Regions from separate parts of the Homo sapiens genome. Here region 2 is linked to region 1. A link is an interaction called in ENCODE POLR2A ChIA-PET data of the cell type or tissue named here. Cell type or tissue: Caco-2. All regions are shown on one strand.

Region 1 (5,000 bases):
GTGCCACCAGAGAATAAGACCAGTCAAGGGTAGGAAGAATTGGTCTGAATCAAAATCTGGTTAAACTGCAGTGTAACCTGGGGGCACTTTTCCCAGAAGGGACAACCCTTTTCATCACCTGAGCCCACTGGTGGTTCTCCATATGGGGCTGAGGTGACCAAGCAGAACTGGGTGTCATTAGACCCATCTGATGGGTTTCCATACCTTGAGTCTAATCCAAGGTTCCAGTTTCTTCTGAGCAGTTAAATAGTGACCAGAGCTAATATCATTCTGCTCTTACTTTCTGTTTCCTATGCAGAATCTAGAAGTCTTAGGAGTTTGTGGGCCCTACACAGCTGGTAATTCCCAGGAACTTTCTTTTTTTTTTTTTTTTTTTTTTTTAACTATCTGGCACCACTTACCTCCAGCCATGCTGGATGTATTTCTGATGTTTGGTTTCTTTTGTAGAATCAAACTCCTTATGGCAGAGGGAAGGCGGGACCTCAGGTGGAGTGTGAAGGGCATCGTGTCAACTTGAATAAGTAGCAGAGAATCTGGGTGAGGGAAGGAAAGGGAACAAATTAGAAAGTGTGGCCCCCTGAAGGCAGCAGATTCAGCCTCACATAGCTTCACATACCACATCACATCCTACCCTTTCCTGGCCCTGTTCCTGGGCCTGCCTTGTGGTGGGCATTGTTTGGAATCCATTCTCCCCCGTCACATCTCCTTTTCTGATGAGAAATTCCTAACGCAAACTTCCCTGTGCCCCTCCCTTGGCCTGGAACGTCCCCCTTCCCTTCCCTAACAGCTTTCCATTCCTCGGGAGCTGCAGAGTCTTCTCCAAAAGGCTGGTGCTGGGCTCCTTGGCCAGGAGGCACCGTGGCCTATTATTCTACTTGACTCTGAACTCCCTTCTCTCCCTAGGGCCTCGAGGGCAGGGACACATGTGAGACTTCTTCCACAGGCTCCAGAGCACCCATCACAGCCTATGCACATAGCACGTGCCCAAAATACACACAGTTGAATGAACAGACGAATGAATACCACCGCAATCGCAAGTGAAATAAGAGGCCGAGTTTCTGTCGACATGTGACTTCCCTTATTTAGATTTAGGTTTCTAGAAGGTATAGGGACTTTGTGTTTTCTTCTTTGTCCTTCCCCTAACCCCACTCTAGGCACAGTGCCTTATACAATCTTTGGTGAGTAAATAGATATTGTAGATTTTTAAAAGTAGAATGTGTTTTTTAAATCACAATTAAAAGCTAAAAAATATGATTTTTAAAAAATAGAGGTGGTCTCAAATCTCTAGGAAATTGTGCTCAGAAAGGAATCCTGTAAGTTGACTTCTTTTTTGTTTGTTTGTTTTTCTTGAGGCAGAGTCTCGCCACTCTGTCTCCCAGGCTGGAGTACAGTGGCGCAATCTCAGCTCAGTGCAACTTCCGCCTCCTGGCTTCAAGAGATTCTCATGCCTCAGCCACCTGAATATCTGGGATTACAGGTATGTGCCACGACACCTGGCTTGTTTTTGTATTTTTAGTAGAGGCGAGGTTTCACCTTGTTGACCAGGCTGGTCTCAAACTCTTGGCCTCAAGTGATCAGCCCACCTTGGCTTCTCAAAGTGCTGGGATTACAGGCGTGAGCCACCACACCTGGCCTAAATTGACTTATGCTATTAAAAAAAGAGGTTTTAGCCAGGTGTGGTGGCTCACGCCTGTAATCCCAGCACTTTGAGAGGCTGAGGCAGGAGGATTGCTTGAGGCCAGGAGTTCAAGACATGCCCAGGCAACATGGCAAAAACCCATGTCTACCAAAAAAAAAAAAAAAAAGCCAGGCATGGTATTGCATGCCTGTAGTCCTAGCTACTTGGGAGGTTGAGGTGGAAGGACCACTTGATCCCAGGAGGTCAAGGCTGCGGTGAATCAAGATCACGCCACTGCACTCCAGCCTGGGCAACAGAGTGAGACCTGTCTCAAAAAAAAAAAAAAAAAGATAGGTTTTAGTATGTCAACAAAATCTAGAGCTAGATAACCACATTGTGTTGGTCTCTAAAGCATAGCCAAGGTCCTTTTCATCCAAATATACCCAGTGCCTAGCATAGTGGCACAAAGGTGGGAGTTCAGTAAGTGTTTGTTGGATGACTAGCTGACTGCAGAATGAATGAGAGCAGGATTCAAGGACAGTGCCCATAGTGAGGGTTCTGGACAAGCCTGACTTTCCACAATTCTATCTAAAGAGAAGAACTCAGTGGAATTCCAAACCACCAATTTATGTTTTCAACTCTAATCTCCTAGATAGAAAATAATGTAAACCCCAGGGCCATTTTAACAAAGAATTTGAGATTACATGAAATCTCTAGCAAACAAAACAAAAAGAATATTGCTTTGGAAGGAGGAGAGATGTACTTAGAGCCAACAGTGAGTACTTTAATAGCTGTGGGAACAAAGTGCTGTGGGGACACAGGGGAGAGAACACTTAGTCCCCGCAGGCTAGTGGGAGGGGGTGCTGGGAGGAGTCAGGTGAGGTAGGATTCCATTGCCCAGTGAAGATTCTGAGGCTTAAAGCAGCTGCTTTGGCAGGTCAGGCCTGGGCTTGCCTAACGCCTGGGCCTGGCAAGCCTGACCACCTTAGCCAAGCAACTGAGCTACCAGCCAGGGTCCTGAATGTCTGTGGTTCCCCAGGGTCACTGCACACTGCAGAGAGGACCTAGCACCTCTGCCTGGCACACAGCAAAGGCCAAAGAGAGAAGCTTTCCATAACCTTGTGGGGAATAGCAGCCACTCCTCTGATAACCGTCCTCATTTGCCCAAACCCACTGGAATGGGCCACCCCACAGGTACCTCCACCCACCCTCATTATTACCCTAGAGGGCAGCAGGTGCAAGCTGTGTGCTGTTTTGCAAATACATTTTAGCCAGGAGACCAAAGTCTGAGGGTTATTGCCTTCTCTTTCCTTTATTTATGTACTGTTTTAATGTAAATGTAAGTTGATTTCTAGGTTGCTTTCCTGGCCTGGAGAGAAATGAGTGTTGCCAGAAATCCTGCCCTGTGAAATGCATGCTGGGAGTGTGCCAGGCACCCCAGTGTCACCCACCGTGCATGCTGGGAGGAAAAGAAGGCTGAGAGCCCCTACCTTACAGAGTCGTCCCTTTGAAGGCAGGGTTAAACAGGGTGTAACTTGGCTCCTGCAAAGTCAAAAAAAAAATGCCTTCAATATACACCAATCAGAGAATGCCCACTCACAGTAAATGATAGCAACTACCACCATATATGGTGACCCACAGTGTGCCAGGACCATGCTAGGGCGTTTACGTACATCATCTGTTAGTTTGTCACTATAGTCCCACACACAAAAAAGGCATTGTTAATCCTATTACAGACAGAAACTGAGGTCCAACGAGCTCAAAGAAGTTACCTAATAATAAAGCAGGTCTAAGTTCATGTTTGTTTGATCACTATTTACCTTTCTATATGTATGAATCTATGTATGTATCCATCCATCCATCCATCCACCCATTCATCCATCCATCTATCCACCCACCCATCCATCCATCCACCCATTCATTCATCCATCCATCCATCCATCCATCCACCCATCCATCCATCCACCCATTCATTCATCCATCCATCTATCCACCCATCCATCCATCTATCCATCCACCCATTCATCCATCCATCCATCCATCCATCCATCCATCCATCCACCCATCCATCCATCCATCCACCCATTCATCCATCCATCCATCCATCCATCCATCCACCCACTCACCCATTCATTCATCCATCTATCCATTCACCCAGCCATTCATCCATTCACCCACCCACCCATTTTGTGGTGTTAGGAATCACATCCTCAGTATATTTTAAAAATAACAGGGACCTTCCCACTATCCCCAACAAGGTGATTTTAGGGCCAGAGCCTCTTCAGCCCATATGCTTTTAGGGACTGAATCCTGAACTTCTCAGACTTTCTATCAGGGCACTGGGGAACCCACTGCTGCATGGCCCAGGTATCTTGTTTTCCGGAGTGGTCTTCCTCTAGAAGTGAGGTGAGATGAGATCCAATCAGTGAGCCCTGGCTAGAATCCAAAAAGCTACCTTTCTGCTCTGAGCTCTCTCTTTTCTCTTTAGAGAACAAACTATCAAACCCAGAAACATCATTCCCTAACATCAAATATATCAGAGAGGAGCCCCACAGACAGTCAACCCCTAGCCAGATCTGACAAGCCCCAAACTTCAGTGTAAAAATATCTCATGTATGCTTGTCACAGATTTCTGAAATTCCACCTTTAGAAAGTAATTTCTCTGTTTACCCAAGCAATCCAATCCTAGGACTGTATCCTACAGATGTGCTCAAACAGTGACTGAGTACACAGCAGCACTGTTTGTAAAAGAAATGATTTAGAAACAGGCCGGGCACAGTGGCTCATGGCTGTAATCCCGGCACTTCGGGAGGCCAAGGTGGGAGGATCGCTGGACCCCAGCAGTTTGAGACCAGCCTAGGCAACATGACAAAACCCTATCTCTACAAAAAATACAAAAATTAGCCAGGTGTGGTGGTGCATGCCTGTAATCCCAGCTACCCGGGAGGCTGAGGCAGGAGAATCACTTGAACCTGGGAGGCGGAGGTTGCAGTGAGCCGAGATCACGCTACTGCACTCCAGTCTGGGCAACAGAGCGAGACTCCATCTCAAAAAAAAAAAAAAAGAATGAGGCTACCCTACACACCTTATCTGAAATAATCTCCCAATGATGCAAAATTAACAAGGCAAGGTGGAGAATTCTCTATTAACCGACATGCCCATGTTCTGTTCACATCCACATAGACATCTGTGGAAGGATGGAGAAGAGCTTGGTATCAGTGGTGCCCTCAGAGGGGAAAGTGGGAGACTGGGGCCTGAGCAGGAGTGGCTGTCGCACTACATTTTATGTGAATGGCGCCCTCTGGAGTTGTGCCTTGGGGTGGCCCTGATGGAAGAGAGGCTTTCTGCTCTTTTGTCTTTTCTGTCCTTTTTTTTTTTTTTT
Region 2 (5,000 bases), 300 kb after region 1:
AGACACCTCAAGGAGATACTGTACCAGTATTTCAGGCTCACTTCCCTGAGGTTTCTTCGCTCTGGGATTTTGCCCCTTAAGTCCTAGCTACTTTCCCAAGCTCCAACTTTTGTCTCTTCAACCAAGTGGGATTACTGCTTGCTGCTAGGTATTTATTTCCCTGTGTTGTGAATTTGCAGTGCCTTGAAGAAGTAATCAAAATGAACACAGAGCTCACCAAAGTGTGCTTCCCTTTTTTCCCTCCTTTCAGCTATTTTATTGCAGCTCGTCAAGTTCTCCCTGCATTGGTTTGCTCCCTGTTGCCTATAAAAGATGTTCTACTTAACCCTTTTCCTGTTTGCCCCAAGAATACTTGCCAGCAGCACTTGCTGCTGCAGTATTTACCCCAAGATAACTTTGCCACGAACTCTCGCTTTTATTATTACTTTCGTTTAGCTCTAGTATATTGACTTCAGAAAAAAAGGACATCGTTCTCTTTATAGCATTCTGTTCTTAGTAGTGGTATTTCCATTTACAAAGTATAATAATTCTCGATCGCTGAAAATGTCGAATCCTAGAAAATGTAGCATTCCTACACGTGATGTTAACATCATTCTCGAACAGTTCTTGGACAGAGATTTATTTAATGAATTCGATTTTTCTGAAATAGATGATTTTGATGATTCAGATGCTTCTGATACTAGATCTGTTTAGAAATAACATCAAGAACAGTTTTTATATTTTATTTTCACATTGAAAATCAGTCAGATTTGCTTTAGCCTCAAAGAATGTGTTTACGTAAAATTAAATGAATGCTGGCAGTGAGCTGTACTTTTTTTTTCTAAACCGGAAAAGGGTTAATATAGCTTTCATCGTTGTTTTCAGTAGGAGGGCTAGTCCAATCACAAGCTACTCTATTGTGGCCAAAAGCAAAAATCTGGTGGTAATCATTTTTAATCGCCATTGTTGATTTCTCCGCAGTGGCTTCTGGCATTGATAACTTGGTTGTCACATGGTCATATGTGAAGGCACCCGGTTTATTCATTTGTTCCTTTGTCCATTAAATAGTTTTTGAGCACTTCTTTCAGGCCAGGTATTACTCTAGACACAAGCAATATAACAATATTTAAGATAAGATCTGTGTCACTTTGGCACTTGCAGCCTGTTTTTATAGAAAGGCTACTAAATGGTTGCCGAGTCGGACTTGTGGTAATTAAAATAGACTTTTCTTGTGTGGGGGTTGGGAGTGAGAAAAAAGAGACTGGAATCTTTTAGATGATTACATCTTCTTTATATAAATATTTTTAGCCTTTTGAAAAAACTCTGTAGAGCTTAATGCAGTTCACAGTTCACCCACACTACATCAATATTTGGCCTACCTTTTGCAAGCCCAATTCCCTAACTATGAGTTTCTGTGTTACATAAAAATCTCACCGGGAGCACAATTATTTGACAATTTGAGTTGAAACTCCAGGAACTGATTTATGGAGAACAAACTTAGCTCTGAAATTATGTCTCTTTATGAATATCGACATGAAATCTGATGAAGAATCATCCTACTGTGGTTTCCCATTTTAACTTCTGTTTTTGAAAAACATTTCAGATGCAACTAAGCACTTATTAAATGCTTCGTGATACCAAAAAATGGCTTGGTGGTCTTTGTCTTCCAGAATAGCATAAATTTCAGTGTTACCAAGATAAAAATATAATCTGGGCACATGTCACTGTTAAAATATTATAGTCAGATCAAGGATTCTATTCCTGTCTTTGTTATTCTTTCCCACTTTTGAAACTTTATCCAGTGGATTTTTTTTTATTACAAAGACGTATTCCAGAGATAACAGTTTGTACTTCTGATTATGATCCATGTTCATGTGATCAAAAGGCAGCAATAATAGGACACTGTCATATATGGTAGCTCCATAGAAACTAGGCTGCACTGGGAGGACAGATTCGCCATCTTGAGCACCTGTGGCTTGGTATTCTCGAAATTGTAGCCCCTTTGGAATGGCTGAAGAACTACCAGTTAAAGGTAAAGAAACCAGACACACAAGGCCACGTATTGTATGATTCCACTTACATGAAATGTCCAGAATGGGCAAATCCATAGAGACAGAAAGATTAGTGTTTTTCAGGGGCTGGTGGGAGGGGGAAATAGGGAGTGACAATGTATACAGGTGATGGGGTTTTGGGGTGATCAAAATGTTCTGGAATTAGGTAGTGGTAATGGTTGCAAGACATTGTAAATGTAGTAAAAAACAATGAATGGTACACTTAAAATGAATTTTATCTTATATTTTAAAAAATCACACACAGGCCGTGCACAGTGGCTCACGCCTGTGATCCCAGCACTTTGGGAGGCCGAGACGGGTGGATCACCTGAGGTCAGGAGTTGGAGAACAGCCTGACCAAAAGGGAGAAACTCCATCTCTAATAAAATACAAAAATTAGCCGGGCGTGGTAGCGCATGCCTGTAATCCCAGCTACTTGAGAGGCTGAGGCAGGAGAATCACTTTAACCCGGGAGGCAGAGGTTGCAGTGAGCCTAGATCGCACCATTGCACTCCAGCCTGGGCAACAAGAGTGAAACTCCGTCTCAAAAAAAAAAAAAAAAAAAATCACGCATAGCTAGAAAGGCTGTAGCTAGTTTGAGGAAGTCAGTACTAACACCTGGCTATTCAGAGAATGCCATCCTGCCCCCCTTTCTTTGGCATCAACTCTGAAGCATAGTTATGTTATGGTTGGAAAATCTTTTCTAACTAGAGATTAAGCTCTTGGGGACAAAGTAAACTTGCCTCTTACAGGAAACACCAAAGTTCCAGCTTAACAGAGAAAGGGAACCTCCTTGGGAATCATACTTTTCCCATTATTGGGTAGTGCTCGGACAGATGTCAAAGTGCTGTATGTTTCCATGGTGATCATATCCAGCTTATCATTACTTGTATCTTTGCCCTAAAGTTTAATTTCTTACTTTGGGACTCATTATAATAATGGGAGCACCGGCCTTTTGGGAGGCCAAGGCGGGTGGATCACGTGAGGTCAGGAGTTTGAGAGCAGCCTGGCCAACATGGCGAAACGCTGTCTCTACTCACGCCTGTAATCCCAGCACTTTGGGAGGCTGAGGCGGGCGGATCACGAGGTCAGGAGATCGAGACCATCCTGGCTAACACGGTGAAACCCCGTCTTTACTAAAAATACAAAAAATTAGCCGGGCGTGGTGGCGGATGACTGTAGTCCCAGCTGCTCGGGAGGCTGAGGCAGAAGAATGGCGTGAACCTAGGAGGCAGAGCTTGCAGTGAGCCGAGATCGCGCCACTGCACTCCAGCCTGGGCAACAGAGCAAGACTCTGTCTCAAAAAAAAAAAAATACAAAAATTAGCTGGGCGTGGTGGTGGGTGCCTGTGGGCCCAGCTACTTGGGAGGCTGAGGCAGGATACTCTCTTGAACCCAGGAAGCAGAGGTTGCAGTGAGCCGAGATCACGCCATTGCACTCCAGCCTAAGCGACAGAGTGAAACTCCGTCTCAAAAAAATAAAAAATAAAAAATAATGTAAGTACCAGGCCTTTGTTTGAGTTCAGTTTTTCTTTGGTGAGCACTTTTCTAAAATCTCTCTCATCTTACCTATGTTAACTTTGTCTCAGAAGCAGGCTCATTTGTGCAGTTAGCTGAAATATTTATTCAGAAAGTCATTTATAGCAGTTGTCTTTTCATCAAACATAATACCTTTAAAATAGCAGAAAATTAATGCCATTCATGATTTTGCCATTTTACTAAGTAGTCAGAAGCTATGTCTCCCTTAGCCCCATCATATACATTTGAAATATCTTTATCCTAGATAATCTGTATTCATTTGAATGCAAAAGTTTTATCAATATGAGTGAACTTATACATCTTTTTATTCGCTGATGGAGATATCACTTGAAACTTTGTTCCTGGCAAAGCAAAGAGATGAAATGTATTGAAAAAAATCGATTAGACTTTTAAAACTTCAAAATACTTTTATAGAAAATGTAAATAAGATTGTTTCTAACTGCAGAGTGTTTTACATAAAATCTTTATGTGAAGAATTTATATTGCAGTACAATAAAGTCAGTGCTTTTTATATGTTTTGAATGGTAAACATTTTGAAGGTATTTTTTGAAGTAACTAGGTATTGACATTTTTTAATAATATATTTTGAATAAAGCACACCTAAAATGCATGAACTTGTGTAAGTATTTGGCATCATTAGTCTAGTTGTACATATTTTTAAAAATAAGAATGGGCTTAGAAGATAATGTATTTGTAGTAAGTATAGTATATTTTTTACTGAGTGAGTCTGATACGTCTTTTAGATATTTGAGTAAAGTCTACTGTTAAAGTATTCCAGATTTTTAAATTCCAGTGTCCTTGCTGTGGAATCTAGTGTTGGCTTTCTGATGTCAGAATAATCAAACCCTGCTCATATACACATCCAGAAAACTTTTTCTAATGATGATACATTTAGCAAAATCGCAAGTCTTTAAAAATTCTAGTTAAATAGACTTACTTGAGACAAGTGTACATTGTGAAATCTAAAATAAAAATTTGTGACTATATAATACATAATCTTCATTATGTAGGCTATTTCTAAAAACTTAGTTTCTGTGCTGATTTCATGTTAAGTTTTTCAAACGTTAGCAGATTATAATGGCTACAGTAAGTTTTGTTCTAAATCTGGTAGCCATTTATTATTAAATGATTAATGATTAAACATTAATCATTTAATAATTACTTAGGAATTATAAATTACAATGTCAAATCTTCATACATCAGGCTCCTTGCACTATAATTACTTAAAATTAGTTTGCATCAATAGTCTATATAAACAGATATCTTAGTTTAGAGGAAAAAATATTCTATTTTCTAGGTACTTTAATAGTTTGGTCTTGTGAAAATTACATAGGTGTGTGTTTATGTATGTGTATACACACATGTATTGGGGGCTTACAATACCAAATTAATAAGACTGCCCCTCACTCCTTAAATCGACTATCTGCCCTGC

What was found. Peaks named below come from ENCODE experiments on the same cell type or tissue, not always from the same donor. Only the 100,000 strongest peaks of a DNase experiment are listed, where the experiment ranks them.
Region 2: POLR2A ChIA-PET joins it to region 1 with 10 read pairs; 3 of 35 experiments call an interaction of 5 or more read pairs at or near these places.

What each region holds. Positions count from the first base shown.
Region 1 is chr14:91,155,799-91,160,798 of GRCh38, reverse strand. It overlaps DGLUCY (D-glutamate cyclase), which reads right to left. Exons shown (of 14, transcript NM_001102368.3): 2 at 3,109-3,160; 3 at 402-533. The coding sequence starts at 504. Among named protein-coding and RNA genes, the nearest start is that of SNORA11B, 32 kb to the right of the region's middle. RefSeq lists a silencer at 4,180-4,474. In Caco-2, no CTCF peak of the experiment used is centred here; DNase peaks (open chromatin) are centred at 2,488 and 4,378.
Region 2 is chr14:90,853,957-90,858,956 of GRCh38, reverse strand. It overlaps RPS6KA5 (ribosomal protein S6 kinase A5), which reads left to right. Exons shown (of 17, transcript NM_004755.4): 17 at 1-5,000. Among named protein-coding and RNA genes, the nearest start is that of LINC02321, 28 kb to the right of the region's middle. In Caco-2, no CTCF peak of the experiment used is centred here; no DNase peak of the experiment used is centred here.